Regions from separate parts of the Homo sapiens genome. Here region 1 is linked to region 2. The links are chromatin contacts, found by Hi-C or POLR2A ChIA-PET in ENCODE. All regions are on one chromosome and are shown on one strand. The core of a region is the stretch at or near the end of the contact, and the rest is flanking DNA. Distances in the headings are between cores, read along the strand shown. Region 1 has its middle 23 kb from the start of PLEKHF1. Region 2 overlaps LOC105372353 (a long non-coding RNA gene).

Region 1 (7,600 bases), core at 254-2,753, 45 kb before region 2:
TAGGATAACATCAAGGTTGTTTGACCTAAGGATTTATGGTAAGTACCTGCAATCATACAAGAAATGATAGAGAAATTGGGATCTTAGAGGCCTTCCTGGAATGGGGGTTCATCAGAAGCCAACTTGGCAGATTAGTATCCAAGATGGAGCTTCTTTGGCCTCCAAAGTGAGTCACGTGTAACTTGAGATTTTCTCATAACCCACACTTTTAAAAAGTAGGAACAAACAGAAGAAATTAATTTAATAATATGTTTTTTAACCTGATATCCAACCTATTATCATTTCAACATGTAATCAATATAAAAGATTATTGAGATGATTTCCATTTTTTTCATATTAAGCCTTCGAAACGTGTTGTCTATTTTACACTTGCTAGCACATCTCAATTCTGACTAGTCACATGTGGCCAGTGGCTAGCATATTGGGAATCACAACTCTATAAAATACACAATAGAAAGTATAAAAATGAAAGATTTCTTTTTTCTTTTCCACTCAGGTTGCCGGTGATACAGACACTCCTTTCAGAGCCAGGAACCACTCTTTTTTTCTGTCTCTCCTCTGTTCTGAAATTTAGCATCTGGGCTTGTTTGATATCCTTGTTAGAGGTCAAGAGCAGGTTGGGAGGTGCTGTAGACTGAATTGTGTCCCCCTTAAAATTCCTGTGTTGAAGCCCTAACCCCCAGAGTGATGGTGTTTGGAGATGGGACCTTAGGAAGGTGATATGGTTTGGCTCTGTGTCCCCATCCAAATTTCATCTTGTAGCTCCTATAATTCCCACGTGTTGTGGGAGGGACCTGGTGGGAAATAATTGAATCATGGGCGGGGGGATCATCCCTGTGCTGTTTTTGTGATAGTGAATAAGTCTCACGAGATCAGATTTTTTTTTTTTTTTTGACGGAGTTTCACTCTTGTTGCCCAGGCTGGAGTGCAATGGTCTGATCTTGACTCACTGCTACCTCTGCCTCCTGGGTTCAAGTGATTCTCCTGCCTCAGCCTCCCGAGTAGCTGTGATTACAGGTGCCTACCACCACGCCCAGCTAATTTTTCTTTTTTGTATTTTTAGGAGAGATGGGATTTCACCATGTTGGCCAGGCTGGTCTCAAACTCCTGGCCTCAGGTAATCCGCCCGTCTCGGCCTCTAAAAGTGGTTGGATTACAGGCATGAGCCACCGTGCCCAGCCAATCTGATGGTTTTAAAAATGGGAATTTCCCTGCACAGGGTCTCTTTATTTGCCTGCTGCCATCCACATAAAATGTGACTTGCTCCTCTTTGTCTTGCCCCATGATTGTGAGGCCTCCCTAGCCATGTGGAACTGCAAGTGCATTAAACCTCTTTCTTTTGTAAATTACCCAGTCTCAGGTATGTCTTTATTAGCAGTGTGAAAGCGGACTTGATGCAGGAGGTAAGGGGGTTTAGATATGGCCATGAGGGTGGGGCCTTCATCCTGGGATTAGTGTCCTCATAAGAAGAGACACCAGAGGGCTCTGTTGCTCTTTCTCCTCCATGTGATGACTCAGCAAGAAGGTGGCCGTCTGTAAGCCAGGAAGAGAGCCCTCCCCAGAACCCAACCATGCTGGCTCCCAGATCTTGGACTTCTAGCCTCCTGAACTGTGAGAAAATAAATTTAAGCTGCCCAATCAATGACATTTTGTCATGGCAGCCCAAGCTGACAGGTTGGGAGTTGGGAGAGTTGAGGGCTTACTGGTGGCTTCCCTAATCTGTGCTCTCTAACCAGACCTAAGGCAGGGGCATTTCCCCCTCCCTTGAGATGTCAAATAGACCTGGTGTGTGGGTGAGACCACCTACCTGAGTGACTCCAAGCATCGCCAGTGAGAGGGTCACTTACTGCAGCCACTGGGCACCAGCCTTGTCCTGCCCCAGGAACAGGCAGCCCTGCTGTGGAGGCCTTGGATGATGGCATCCCCAAGTTCCTATCCCCTCTCCCTCCAACTGCCTCATCAGATATGGCTGAAGAAAAACACCTGACCACATTGACTGCTCTCACTTTTTTTTTTTTTTGAGATGGAGTCTCGTCTGTCACCCAGGCTGGATTTCAGTGGAGTGATCTCAGCTCACTGCAACCTCCACCTCCCAGGTTCAAGCGATTCTCCTGCCTTAGCCTCCCAAGTATCTGGGATTACAGGCATCTGCCACCACGCCCAGCTAATTTTTTAATTTTTATTTTTGTATTTTTAGTAGAGATGGGGTTTCACCATGTTGGCCAGGCTGGTCTTGAACTCCTGACCTCATGTGATCCCCCCGCCTCGGGCCTCCCAAAGTCCTGAGATTACAGGCATGAGCCACTGTGCCTGGCCTTTTTTTTTTTTTTTAAACAGAGTCTCGCTCTGTTGCCCAGGCTGGAGTGCAGTGGCAAGATCTCGGCTCATTGCAACCTCTGCCTCCTGAGTTCAAGCGGTTCTCCTGCCTCAGCTTCCCTACTAGCTGGGATTACAGGTGCCCGCCACCACGCCCAACTAATTTTTGTATTTTTGGTAGAGACAGGGTTTCACCACGTTTGCCAGGCTGGTCTTGAACTCCTCATCTCAGATGATCTACCCACCTCGGCCTCCCAAAGTGCTGAGATTACATGTGTGAGCCACCATGCCTGGGCTTCTCTCACCTTCAATTCTTCATCACTAAGCTCAGAGGGGGCTGCCATGTTGCTGGCAATTATCCCAGGAAAATACGGGATAATTGCCAGCAACATGGCAGCCCCCTCTGAGTTCATTTCCTCTCCCTCTAACCTCTTCTCTCTTGGGCTCCCAACCCTTCCTCTCCTGTTCTTTCTCTCCAGTGGTGACCTTGCTTCCCATTTCCCTAGGAAAAATGAAGCCTCCAGAAGAGAATGCCCACCATCTCCACCTGCACTCAGGCAACCATCTTTCTTCCTGTTACTGTGAACTGACCTTGCTTTAAGGCCACCTCCTCCACTGGACACCAGGTCCACCCCCTCTCCCATCAGGGGATGCCACTCTAGTCATTCTCCTCTTCCTCTCTGTGTCACTGATTCCCCCTCTCCACAGCCTCCACAGGTTCATTAGCATGAACACGCACATTTGTTCTCCAATATTAAAAACAACCAAAATGTCAATGAGTATTAGGACAATTTTGTTGGGGAATAATTGTCTTTTCAACCAGTAGTGCTAGGACTACTGCATGACTACATGCAAAATAATGAAGTCTACTGCCTACCTTATACCATGTAAAAAAATTATGTCAAAGCCAGGTGCAGTGGCTCACACCTGTAATCCCAGCATTTTGGGACCCAAAGTTGGGAGGATCACTTGAGGCCAAGAGTACAAGACCAGCCTGGGCAACATAGTGAGACCCTGACTCTACAAAAAATAGAAAAATTAGCCAGGTGTGGTGGCATGCACCTGTAGTCCCAGCTACTTGGGTGGCTGAGGTGACAGGATTGCTTGAATCCAGCAATCCTCCTTTTTTTCCTGTTAGAAAAAAAAAATTAAGTCTAAACAGACATAAATGTAACAACTAAAACTATAAAACCCTTAGATGAAAACATAGGAATAACTCTTTATGACCTTGGATTAGGCAGTGGTTTCTTAGATATGACATAAACACACAAGTGGCAAATGAAAAAATAGGTTAATGGGATTTCATCAAAAATTTAAAACTTACGTGCATTGGGCACTATCAAGAAAGTGAAAAAAACAAACCATGGAATGAGAGAAAATAACTGCAAATCATGTATCTGATAAGGGACTAGTATCTAGAATGTATAAAGAATGCTCGCAACTAAGCAATAAAAAGACAAACGTGGCTGGGCTTGGTGGCTCATGTCTATAATACCAGTATTTTGGGTGGCAGAAGCAGGAAGATTGCTTCTGCCAGCCCAGGAGTTCAAGACCAGACTGGGCAACATAATGAGACTCCATCGCTACAAAAAAAGAGGCAAATGTCCTAATTTAAAAGTGGACACTAAGCGCATGAGAAGAGGCTCAACACCATCAGCCGTCAAAACCACAATATACCACTTTTTCCCTACTAGGATGGTTAAAATAAAGAGAATAACAAGTATTGATGAGGTTGGGAAGAAATCAGAACCTTTGTACATTGCTGGTGGGAATGTAAAATGATGTAGCCGTTTTGGAAAACAGTTTGACAGCTTCTCAAAACGTTAAACAGAGTGACTGCATGACTCAGCAATTCCACCCCTAGGCATATACCCAAGAGAGTGGAAAACATATGTCCAGACAAAAACACACACACACCAGTGTTCACAAGCAACATTACTCACAATAGCCAAAAAGCATTACAACTAAATGTCCATCATCTGGTGAATAATAACAAAATGTGTAGAACATAGGATGGGCTATTACTCAGCCATAAAAAGGAATTGCATACTGATCCGCGCTAAACATGGATGAATCTTGAATATTATACTAAGGCCAGGCACGGGGCTTACGCCTGTGATCCCAGCACTTTGGGAGACCGAGGCGGGTGAATCACTTGAGGTCAGGAGTTCGAGACCAGCCTGGGCAACATGGTGAAACTCTGTCTCTGCTAAAAATACAAAAATTAGCTGGGCGTGGTGACGCATGCCTGTAATCCCAGCTCCTCGGGAGGCTGAGGCAGAAGAATCACTTGAACCCAGGAGGTAGAGGTTGCTGTCAGCCGAGATCGTGCCACTGTACTGCAGCCTGGGTAACACAGTGAGACTCCATCAAAAAAAAAAAAAAAAATTATACCGAGTGAAAGAAACTAGTCACAAAAGACCATGTATTGTATAATTCCATTTACATGAAATGTGCAGAAAAGGCAAATCCACAGAGGTGGAAAGTAGGTTCGCCGTTGCCAGGGGCTGGGAGGTGGGAGGAACGGGTAGTGACTCGTCATGGGTGTAGGGTTTCTCTGTGGGGTGATGAAACTGTTCTGAAATTGGATAGTGGTGATGGCTGCACAATCTTGTGACTACTAAAAACCACTGAGTTGGATACTCCAAAGAGGGGGCGGATCTTATGGGATGTGAACAATATCTCAAAAATGCTATTTTTTCAAAACCCCAAACTCGCTTTGGTTCCACTTCTCTCTCCCTTTGCATCAGCATTCCTCCGGTGAGTTTCTGTGCTTGCCGCTGCTAATCTGTCTCTTCCGTCCTCTCGTTCCTTTCCCGCAGGCATCTGCTCCCACCACCCCACCAAGATCCTTCATCAAGGGCACCACTGACCTCCACGTTCCTAAGCCCGAGGTCAGTTTCCAGTCCTCCCCTTCCTTGGTCCCTCCCTCCTGGCTGCGCCTCTGGCCCCAGGCTCTCCTGGCCTTCCCCTTGCAGCGGGACTGGCTGCTCCTTCTCCATCTCCTCTGCTGCTCCGACCTCCGATAGCTGACCTGCAGACCCTGGGGTGTCCCAGGGCTCATTTCTTGGAGCCTTCTCTTCCTATCCACACTCACCCAGCCCCTGACTTGCCTACTCACTGGTGACTCCCAAATGTGTTTGGGCAGCCTGGATTTTCCTCTGGCCCACTCAGCCTCTCCATATCTAGTAGGAATCTCCACCTTGTCATTAAAAAACAAAGTTCCTGCCCAGCATGGTGGCTCACAGCTGTAATCCCAGCACTTTGGGAGGCCAAGGCAGAAGGATCGCTTGAGCCCAGGAGTTCTAGACCCACCTGGGCAACACAGCTAGACCTCTACAAAAAAATAAAAAATAAATTAGCCGGGCATGGTGGTGCACCTGTAGTCCCAGCTACTTGGGAGGCCAAGGCAGGAGGATCGCTTGAGCCTGGGAGTTCTAGACCCACCTGTGCAACATAGCCAGACCTCTCCAAAAAAATAAAAAATAAATTAGCCGGGCATGGTGGTGCACCTGTAGTCCCAGCTACTCTAGAGGCTGAGGCGGGAGGATTGCTTGAGCCGAGGAGGTTGAGGCTACAGTGAGCTATGATGGCACCACTGCACTCCACTTCAGCCTGGGTGACAGAGCAAGCCCCTGTCTAAAAAAAAAAAAAGCTAAGTAAGACTGTGTGTGCCACACGCTGTGGCTCCTGGCATATCCCAGGCCCTCCGCCATCTCCTCTCCCCCTCACCTCTCTGCAGTCATCTTGGCACCCTCCGCCTCATTCACTGCTCTAGGCCCCTCCAGGCTCAGGAGGTTCCTACCCCAGGACATTTGCAGCTGCTCCTCCCTCTGTCTGGAATATTCTTCTCCCAAGTAGCTGCATAGCCCTCTGCCTCCCTTCCTTTAGGTCTTGACTCAATTTCACCTTTCCAGTGATGCCATGTCTGGCTGCTCCATCTGAAACCGTAGCCACCCAGCCCTCACCGTCTCTTCCCTTCTCTGTCATTACCCATAGCACTTACTACTCGCTAATACACTCTATTATATGTTTTTTTCCCCAAATGAGACAATCTATAGCAAGGGGAAGAATGTTGAGATAATCTTTTCAGCAAACACACAAGCCCCTCAGCAGAGCTGAACTAAAAAGGGCAGGCACGTGTATTTCCAAACAGTGTGGCCCCTCTTTGCTGGGAATCTTCCTAGTGCTGGAAAAGATGCAGATGCCACAGATATGAGAGACTCTAACACATTTTTTTTTTTTTTTTTTGTGATGGAATCTCGCTTTATCGCCCAGGCTGGAGTGCAGTGGTGCGATCTTGGCTCAATGCAACCTCCGCCTCCCAGGTTCAAGCAATTCTCCTGCCTCAGCCTCCCGAGTAGCTGGTATTACAGACATGCACCACCACACCCAACTAATTTTTGTATTTTTAGTAGAGACAGGGTTTCACCATGTTGGTCAGGCTGGTCTCGAACTCCTGACCTCGTGATCCACCCACCTCGGCCTCCAAAGTGCTGGGATTACAGGCCTGAGCCACCGTGCCCGGCCACTCTAACACACTTTCAGTTGTAGTTACTGTCTGTCTCCCTTCACTAGAGTGGACTCCCAGAGGGGAGAGATTTTTGTCTTATTTACCATTGTAGCCCCAGTGCTTGTAGGTACTCAAATATTTGCTGAATGAATAAATAAAATATTTAAAAGCTGGCGGGCAGTTTTCTCCTCTTTCATTTTTTGCACCAATGCCAACCTGTGCATGCCATAAATATGCTGACTGCCTCTTTGGTTTGGAACTGGGCCTAACACCCACACGATGTCAGTCTCAGGCACCCGCTCTGCCTGAATGCTGGAGGAACAGCTGCCCCTCCCGTCCCCAGACCGACCCCATGAAACTGGTGAGGCGAGCTCCGATTCCAGGACAGTGTCTGAGACCTGTATTCCAAGTAACCCACCAGAATGATCACAGTGAAAGGACTGAAAACACCAAGTGCTGGTGAGGGCGTGGAGCAACTGGAACCCTCATACACACCAGTGGAGTGCAGATTCATGTAACTACTACAGAAAACTGGCGGCCTCTACTCAATCAGATATGCATATACCCGGTGGGCCAGTTCCACTCCTAGTTATGTACCTAGTGTTTCTGTCCACCAAAAGACATCTACAGAAATGCCTGTAGCAGCTTTATTCATAACAACCCCAAACTGGAAACCACCTGGATGTCCATCAACAGTGCGTGGGTAAGAAACTGTGGAAGGTTCATAAAACAGGATACTTTACCACGATGCAAAAGAACAAATGCCAGATG
Region 2 (7,602 bases), core at 1,869-4,368:
ATAATGGTCTCCAATTCCATCCAGGTTGCTGGGAATGCCATTATTTCGTTCAATGTGTTAGAATTTTAAAAAACTGGCAAGGCCTTGGAGTTGGGGTTTGGTGGCCACCTAGGCACGAATGAAGGTCACACTGGAAATCTTCCAAGTTACCTATTGTTACAAGAGGGGGAAAAAAAAAGCAAGCACAAGGCCCGGCGCGGTGGCTCATGCATGTAATCCCAGCATTTTGGGAGGCCGAGGTGGGCGGATCACGAGGTCAGGAGTTCAACCAGCCTGGCCAACATAGTGAAACCCCGTCTCTACTAAAAATACAAAAATTAATTGGGCATGGTGGTGCGTGCCTGTAGTCCCAGTTACTTGGGAGGCTGAGGCAGGAGAATCGCTTGAACCCAGAAGGCAGAGGTTGCAGTGAGCTGAGATAGTGTCACTGCACTCCAGCCTGGCGACAGAGCGAGACTCCATCTAAAAAAAAAAAAAAGAAAAAAGGAAGCACAATCTGTCATTGCCTGAACCTCTCTCTCTCCTAATATGTTTTTGGGCAAGTTCCTCTAATGCCCTCCTAAGGGATTCTTCAGCTTTCCTGAGATGCTGGGGGTCAGAACTTCCCTTCTCTTTTCTGAAGTCACAAGAGGGAATTTCCTGGCTAAGAAGGCAGAGGAGGAAGCTCAACCTCGGAGCCTCCCTCTCCTAAACCTTCCCAAAGAGGACCCTGAATAAGTAAAAACAAGTAAATCACAAAATCAAAGACAAAAATAAAAAAACATAACCCACCCAAACAATAAAACTCCCAAACCTTTTATATCAAAAGAAATAGAGCGAAACTAGAAAAAATACACAAAACAAGAAACAACCCAGGCATAGAAATTGCCCCACAAAGCAAGGGCAAACTATCTTGCTAAAAATCTTTCAAAAGGGGCAACTAGAATTAAGAGAAACAAGATTCCAGAAATGAGCTTGGTCCTCTTTTCTTTTTTCCTTTTTTAAACTTTTTAAAAAGAGATGGGGTCTTGCTCTGTTGCCCCAGCTGGAGTGCTGTGGTACAGTTGTGGTTGAGTCCTGGGCTCAAGGAATCTTCCTGACTCAAACTCCCGAGTAGCTGGTACTACAGGCACATACCATACCTAGCTAATTTTTAAATTTTTTGTAGAGACGAGGTCTCATTATGTTACCCAGGGTGGTCTCAAACTCCTGGGCTCAAGCGATCCTCCCACCTTGGCCTCCCAAGTAACTGGGACTACACGTGTGTGCCACCATGCCCAGCTAATTTTTTTATTTTTATTTTTATTTCTGTAGAGACAGGATCTCACTATCTTGCCCAGGCTTGTCTCGAACTCCTGGGCTCAAGTGATCCTCCCACCTCGTCATCCAAAAGTGTTGGGGCTGCAGGCATGAGCCACTGCACCTGCCTGAGCCTAGTTCTTAACACGGCCCCCACCTCTCACCTCCAGCCTGGGCAACAGAGCAAGACTTGGTCTCAAAAAATAAATAAATAAAAATAAATAATAAAAAACTTGTTCTAAACAAACAACAGAAAAAACAACAGCAACAAGGAATCCTCAGATGTTCCATCAAATTAAATTGAAAGTTAAAAAAACCAAATGAAACATCGGTCCCCAAAGGCTTGTTGTGAATTCTCTGCCTTCACCTCTCCTTTCTTCTTGTCCCGGAGGCAGGCACTGGGATCTCTTTTAGCTATTTCATTTTAGCCATCTAGGGTTTTTAAAAGCCTGGAGTCTGCCTCAGACAGGACTGAGGGTTTCTGAGCATCTGGAGGCCCAGGGGACTGGGCATGAAGTGAAAGACTGAACAGCAGCTTCTTCAAGGTAGAGATGGGCAGAGCTCCAAGTGGATGAATTAACACCTGGGAACTGTCTAAGGCAGCATACGCACATAGCAACCATGCGTAAGGATCAGTTACTCTTATTACTGTTTCCTGTGTTGTGACCAGGGTGTGATTTTGGAATATCTATATCCTGTTTAAGAAAGTGAATGCCTGCCGGGCGCAGTGGCTCATGCCTGTAATCCCAGCACTTTGGGAGGCCAAGGTGGGCAGATCACCTGAGGTCAGGAGTTCAAGACCAGCCTGGCCAACATAGTGAAACCCCTTCTCTACTAAAAATACAAAAAATTAGCTGGGCGTGGTGGTGGGCGCCTGTAATCCTAGCTACTAGAGAGGCTGAGGCAAGAGAATCAGTTGAACCCAGGAGGTGGAGGTTACAGTGAGCCGAGATTGCGCCACTGCACTCCAGCCTGGGCAACAAGAGCAAAACTCCATCTCAAAAAAGAAAAAAAAAAAAAAAAAGAATCCCAGGCTGGGCACAGTGGCTCACACCTGTAATACCAGCACTTTGGGAGGCTGAGGTGGGTGGATCACCTGAGGTCAGGAGTTCGAGACCAACCTGACCAACATGGTGAAACCCCATCTCTACTAAAAATACAAAAAAAAATTAGCCAGGTGTGGTGGCACTATGCCTGTAATCCCAGCTACTCAGGAGGCTGAGGCAGGAGAATTGCTTGAACCCAGGAGGAAGAGGTTGCAGTGAGCCGAGATCCTACCATTGCACTCCAGACTGGGCAACAAGAGCGAAACTCCGTCTCAAAAAAAAAAAAAAAAGTGAATCCCTTGTTTTCTTTCTCTGGTATTAAGATTGCCCTGATTTCCCTGTCCTATCCCACATCCCCTACATCAGCATCAAGGTCACACAGGACCCCGGCTCTAGTCAGTCTCAATCAGAGGCAGGGTTTCACCTTGTCAAGAGCTCTTTGAATATCTGGAGTTCAAATCTCTTTACTCAATTTACTTATTCCTGAATTAATCCCATAAGGCATAGAACAGATTTTCTCAATGGGCAGCGTCTCATCAAACTCAAATCCAGCATGTATTTATTCTCTTTCAGTTTGAGACATTACTCAGTTCTAAGCTCAGAGAGGAGACTTCTTTTCAAGGTCATTGCATACGGTTGAGCAAGTTGGCCACTGCACAAACATGCCCAGCAGAGGTGAGAGCACTGAAAGGCAGCATTCACTCCACTTGGCAAGCTGCATCTCCTAGGCTGCACGAGCTGGATACACTTCTCACTCTTTTCACACACTTCCGAAGTGCCCATGCTCTTTCGTGTTCCTGCTCTATCTCTTGGCACGATACAATTTCTCTCTGTGGTTTTGGCTCCCTGGCTATCAGGCCCGGGGACAGGAAATTGGGCTCCGTTCCCGTTGTGCACACCCACAGTAGTGGCTCAACACAGTTTTTGGCTGATTTGGGTTGAATTTCTCTTTAGGGGTGAAGGAAATCAAAATATTTCACCCCAAAATACACTTCTTTGACATATTCTGAGATGACTGTTCAGAGGGCCTGTGAACAGAAGTGGCAAAGCTGTCTTTTATGTGGGAGATTTGCATCTATAGAAAAAACATCTGCACTAATGCAGCCAGGTTTTCTCTGAGTCTCTTCCCTGTCCAGATCTAGGAAAGAATCTGACGCCTTTAAAAGTCTTTAGGAAACACCATCTATTCTGAGGACTGCTACCTGGGAGGCTTCATCTGCATAACAAGCCCACCTATGCTAGCCAGGACTTCTCTTCTTCCCCTCCAATCCCTCCTTGCCGCTATAACCTGATTTGCCGCTATAACCTGATTTGCTGCCATAAGCCATTTTTGGACGTGCTCTGAGTGCCCCCTCTGCCTGTTTTTTCTGTAACCCCAACATGGCATATAAGCTTCTGTACAGCACGGTGGGTAGGATAATCACTCTGTGGTTCTCCTCCGCGTGCATGTTAATACATGTGCATGCCTTTTCTCTAATTAATCTGCCTTGTTCAGTTGATTTTCCAGCAAACCTTCAGAGGGAGAAGGAGAAATTGTCCCTCGGCCCCTACAGTTTTGGCACTGTGAGCAGGAGACTGACACCATTCTGCTCTCCTGGGAGCTGCAGTGAAGGAAACCCAGGACCTGACAAACTGGCAGAAGGGTAAGAATTTCTTACCAGCCGGGCTCCCAGCCTCTCTCTGTAAAATCCAGTCAAGCAAATAGTAAAAATGACTGTCGTTTTTCTCTCTGCAAAATTTTGATTGATGGGAGAAAAGGATTTGTGTGGCTAGTCTTGGGTGTGGCAACTCTGGTGTACTTTTTGGTAGGAATATTACTATTGTTTGATCTTTTTTCCTCCCAGAAATAGTCCTTTCCTTTGTTTTTGTCTTTTTTTGTTGCTCTGTCATAACAAGGGGTCCCATAGTGTTACCGGAAAGCGGTCCCGATCCAGACCCCAAGAGAGGGTTCTTGGATCTCGCGCAAGAAAGAATTCAAGATGAATCCATAGAGTAAAGTGAAAGTAATTAAGAAAGTAAAGGAATAAGGCCGGGCGTGGTGGCTCATGCCTGTAATCCCAGCACTTTGGGAGGCGGGTGGATTACTTGAGGCCAGGAGTTCAAGATCACCTTGGCCAACATGGTGACCCCATCTCTACTAAAAATACAAAAATTAGCCGGGCATGGTGGCAGGTGCCTGTAATCCTAGCTACTCAGGAGGCTGAGGCAGGAGAATCGCTCAAACCTGGGAGGTGGAGGTTGCAGTGAGCTGAGAGCACGCCAGTGCACTCCATCCTGGGTGACAAGAACGAAACTCTGTCTCAAAAAAAAAAAAAAAGAAAGAAAGGAAAAGAAAGTAAAGGAATAAAGAATTGTTACTCCGTAGGCAGGGCAGTACGGAGGGCTGCTGGTTGCCTATTTTTATGTTATTTCTTGATTATATGCTAAACAAGGGGTGGGTTATTCATGAGTTTTCTAGGAAAGGCCTGGGTAATTCCCGGAGCTGAGGGCACCTTCCCTTTTTAGACCATATAGGGTAACTTCCTGACGTTGCCATGGCATCTGTAAACCATCATGGTGCTGGTGGGAGTGTCTTTTAGCATGCTAATGCATTATACCTAGCGTATAATGAGCAGTGAGGAAGACCAGAGGCCACCTTCATTGCCATCTTGGTTTTGTGGGATTTGGCCGGCTTCTTTACTGCATGCTGGTGTTTTGTTTTGTTTTGTTTTTGAGACGGAGTCTTGCTCTGCGGCCCAGGCTGGAATGCAATGGCTCGATCTCGGCTCACTGCAACTTCTGCCTCCCGGGTTCAAGCGATCCTCCTACCTCTGCCTCCCGAGTAGCTGGGATTACAGGTGGCTGCCACTACGCCCGGCTGAATTTTGTATTTTATAGTAGAGACGGGGTTTTACCATGTTGATCAGGCTGGTCTCGAACTCCTGACCTCAGGTGATCCGCCTGCCTTGGCCTCCCAAAGTGCTGGGATTATAGGTGTGAGCCACTGCGCCCGGCCTGCATGCTGTTTTATCAGCAAGTACTTTGTGACCTGTATCTTTTGCCGACCTCCTGTCTCATCCTGTGATTATGAATGCCTTAACCTCCTGGGAATGCAGCCCAGTAGGTCTCAGCCTTATTTTACCTAGAGAGCCTATTCAAGATGGAGTCACTCTGGTTCAAATGTCGCTCTGCCAATGTGGGGGACACAATGCAGAACGCTCTCAAGCTGGTTGTTCCAGCCAGCCCTGCAGACTGGTCAGTTTGTTTTTCTGGTTGGGCTGGAATATAAACTTCACTGTTGGTCCCCAAAATAAAAACCAGATGAGGTTCCTTCTCATCTTGTTTTATGTTCTTGAGAGCTTGACTTATGACCAAGTGGGAACACTCTCTTGTCTCTGCCTCTGGGGACTGATATTAATAGGTCATGTCAGGTGGCCAGTCTGAAAATGGCTGGAAGTCCGAGACATGTTAAGATTTTAAGCAGCACATATCTTGTTCTGAATGTGTCAAGCTCTCAGGAAAGTTTATCTTAAGAGATCCCATCCTGGCTGGGCACGGTGGCTCATGCCTGTAATCCCAGCACTTTGGGAGGCCGAGGTGGGCAGATCACTGGAGGCCAGGAGTTCGAGACCAGCCTGGCCAACATAGCGAAACCCCGTTTCTACTAAAAATACAAAAATTAGCTGGTCGTGGTATTGCACACCTGTGATCCCAGCTACATGGGAGGCTGAGGGATGAGAATCACTTGAAACTGGGAGGTGGAGGCTGCAGTGAGCTGAGATTGAGCCACTGCACTCCAGCCTGGGTGACAGAGGGAGACCCTGTTCCCCCCTGCACCCCCCACCACCAAAAAAAAAAAAAAAGAGATCTCATCCTAGGTGACTTCTGTTGTCTCAACCCTTGTTGCCTCGTTAGTCCTGGGAAAACCCAATCCTAGGAGGGCCTGCCTGGTTTCACAGATTAACGAGTTTGTGTCTGGTGGCTCTCCACAAATTTGTGGGTTACTGGAGGCATCTTACGTGCAAACATCATCCTTAACCATCTGTGGCAACAAGAGTCTTTTGTGGTTATGTATGGTGGCTCATGCCTCTAATCCCAGCACTTCGGATGGCAGAGGTGGGAGGATCACTTGAGGCTAGGAGTTTGAGACCAGCCTGGGCAACATAGCAAGATCCTGACTCTACAAAATGTAAAAAAAATTAGCCAGGCATGGTGGTACACACTTGTGGCCTCAGCTACTTGGAAGGCTGAGGTGGGAGGATCACTTAAGCCCTGGAGTTTGAGGCTGCAGTGAGCTATGATCATGCCACCATACTCCAGCCTGGTGACAGAACAAGATGCTGGCTCACAGGAAAAAAAAAAAAAAAAGAGTCTTTTTCTATGTTAGACTATTCCTAGGAGTGAATTTTTTTGGAGGAAATCTTTGATATTGCCTTCTCCAGGAAACAACTTGTTTTAAACCTGGAAAATCACACCCTGGGGTTTCCATGAAGAGGCTATTGGATTGAGTCACTATCGGAAGAAGTACACCCTAGGAAATTCTCATTAGTGGCCAAAAGATGGATCCTTTCAATGAGAAAAACTCCTAAATCTTAAAAAAATTAGAGATCTCTCATTCTAAACAATTGCTTTATTTGTATTTATGGGAAGATTAAATGAAAGGAAGAATATAGTGTCACGGCTAGCCTTAGCAACTCTCTCAGCTCAATTAAAGAGTAAAAATCTCACTTAAAACAAAGTTACAATCCTTTGTCTGCTAAACCACCCACGGTGGGTCCCCTGTGGGACTCACAGTGAAGGCTGCTCCACCTTGTAGTTTAGCTAAAATTCCATGCTCCCTCTGCCATGGCCTGGATTTGCTTTCCAGTTAGGGAATCAGTCCCTTTTAGTTTGACATTTGTATGACCTTTGACTTTGGGGGTATCCATTTGTTATTGATCCTTTTCCACAGATAGCTTTTGATTTCCTGTCTGTGGGGAGATACGGGACTTTAGAGCCTTTGTGTGTAGATGGTTAGCTGAGAAGCTGAGACCCTAACAGCTACCAAAACTCTCCTTTCTTTCCCCTCCTTCTCCTTCTCCTCCTCTTTCTCCTCCTCCATCTTCTTCTTCCACTTCTTCTGCTTCCTCCTCTTCCTCTTCTTCCTCTTTTTCTTCTTTCCTCCTCCTTCACCTCCTTCTTCTTTTCTCCTCCTCCTCCTCCTCTTCTGCTTCTCTTTCTTCCTTTTCTGACAGCGTCTTGCTCTGTTGCCCAGTATGGATTGTAATGGCAGACTCATGGCTCACTGCAGCCTCCACCT

What was found. Hi-C counts contacts between places; a loop is a spot of excess contacts on that map. ChIA-PET counts read pairs that join two places held with the same protein, here RNA polymerase II (POLR2A). Pooled maps may share reads with other maps.
Region 1: a map of cardiac septum shows a loop between it and region 2 (2.2-fold over the local background). The contact joins two enhancer-like sites. A Hi-C loop is called at or near these places in 3 of 168 maps with a recorded cell type or tissue (B cell, Right ventricle myocardium inferior and cardiac septum) and 6 of 50 pooled maps. POLR2A ChIA-PET finds 5 or more read pairs at or near these places in 4 of 52 experiments (GM12878, H1, OCI-LY7 and 1 more).

What each region holds. Positions count from the first base shown.
Region 1 is chr19:29,685,019-29,692,618 of GRCh38, reverse strand. No RefSeq gene overlaps it. Among named protein-coding and RNA genes, the nearest start is that of PLEKHF1, 23 kb to the right of the region's middle. RefSeq lists enhancers at 1,365-1,424, 1,343-1,637, 1,232-1,783, 1,784-2,336 and a silencer at 1,356-1,553. Within about 2 kb of position 1,503, at least 3 of the 41 ENCODE cell types and tissues checked have a DNase peak (open chromatin) inside an H3K27ac peak, as active enhancers do.
Region 2 is chr19:29,641,627-29,649,228 of GRCh38, reverse strand. LOC105372353 (a long non-coding RNA gene) reads left to right here. Exons shown (of 7, transcript XR_935896.3): 4 at 2,898-2,999; 5 at 3,820-3,967. Among named protein-coding and RNA genes, the nearest start is that of PLEKHF1, 20 kb to the left of the region's middle. Within about 2 kb of position 3,118, at least 5 of the 41 ENCODE cell types and tissues checked have a DNase peak (open chromatin) inside an H3K27ac peak, as active enhancers do.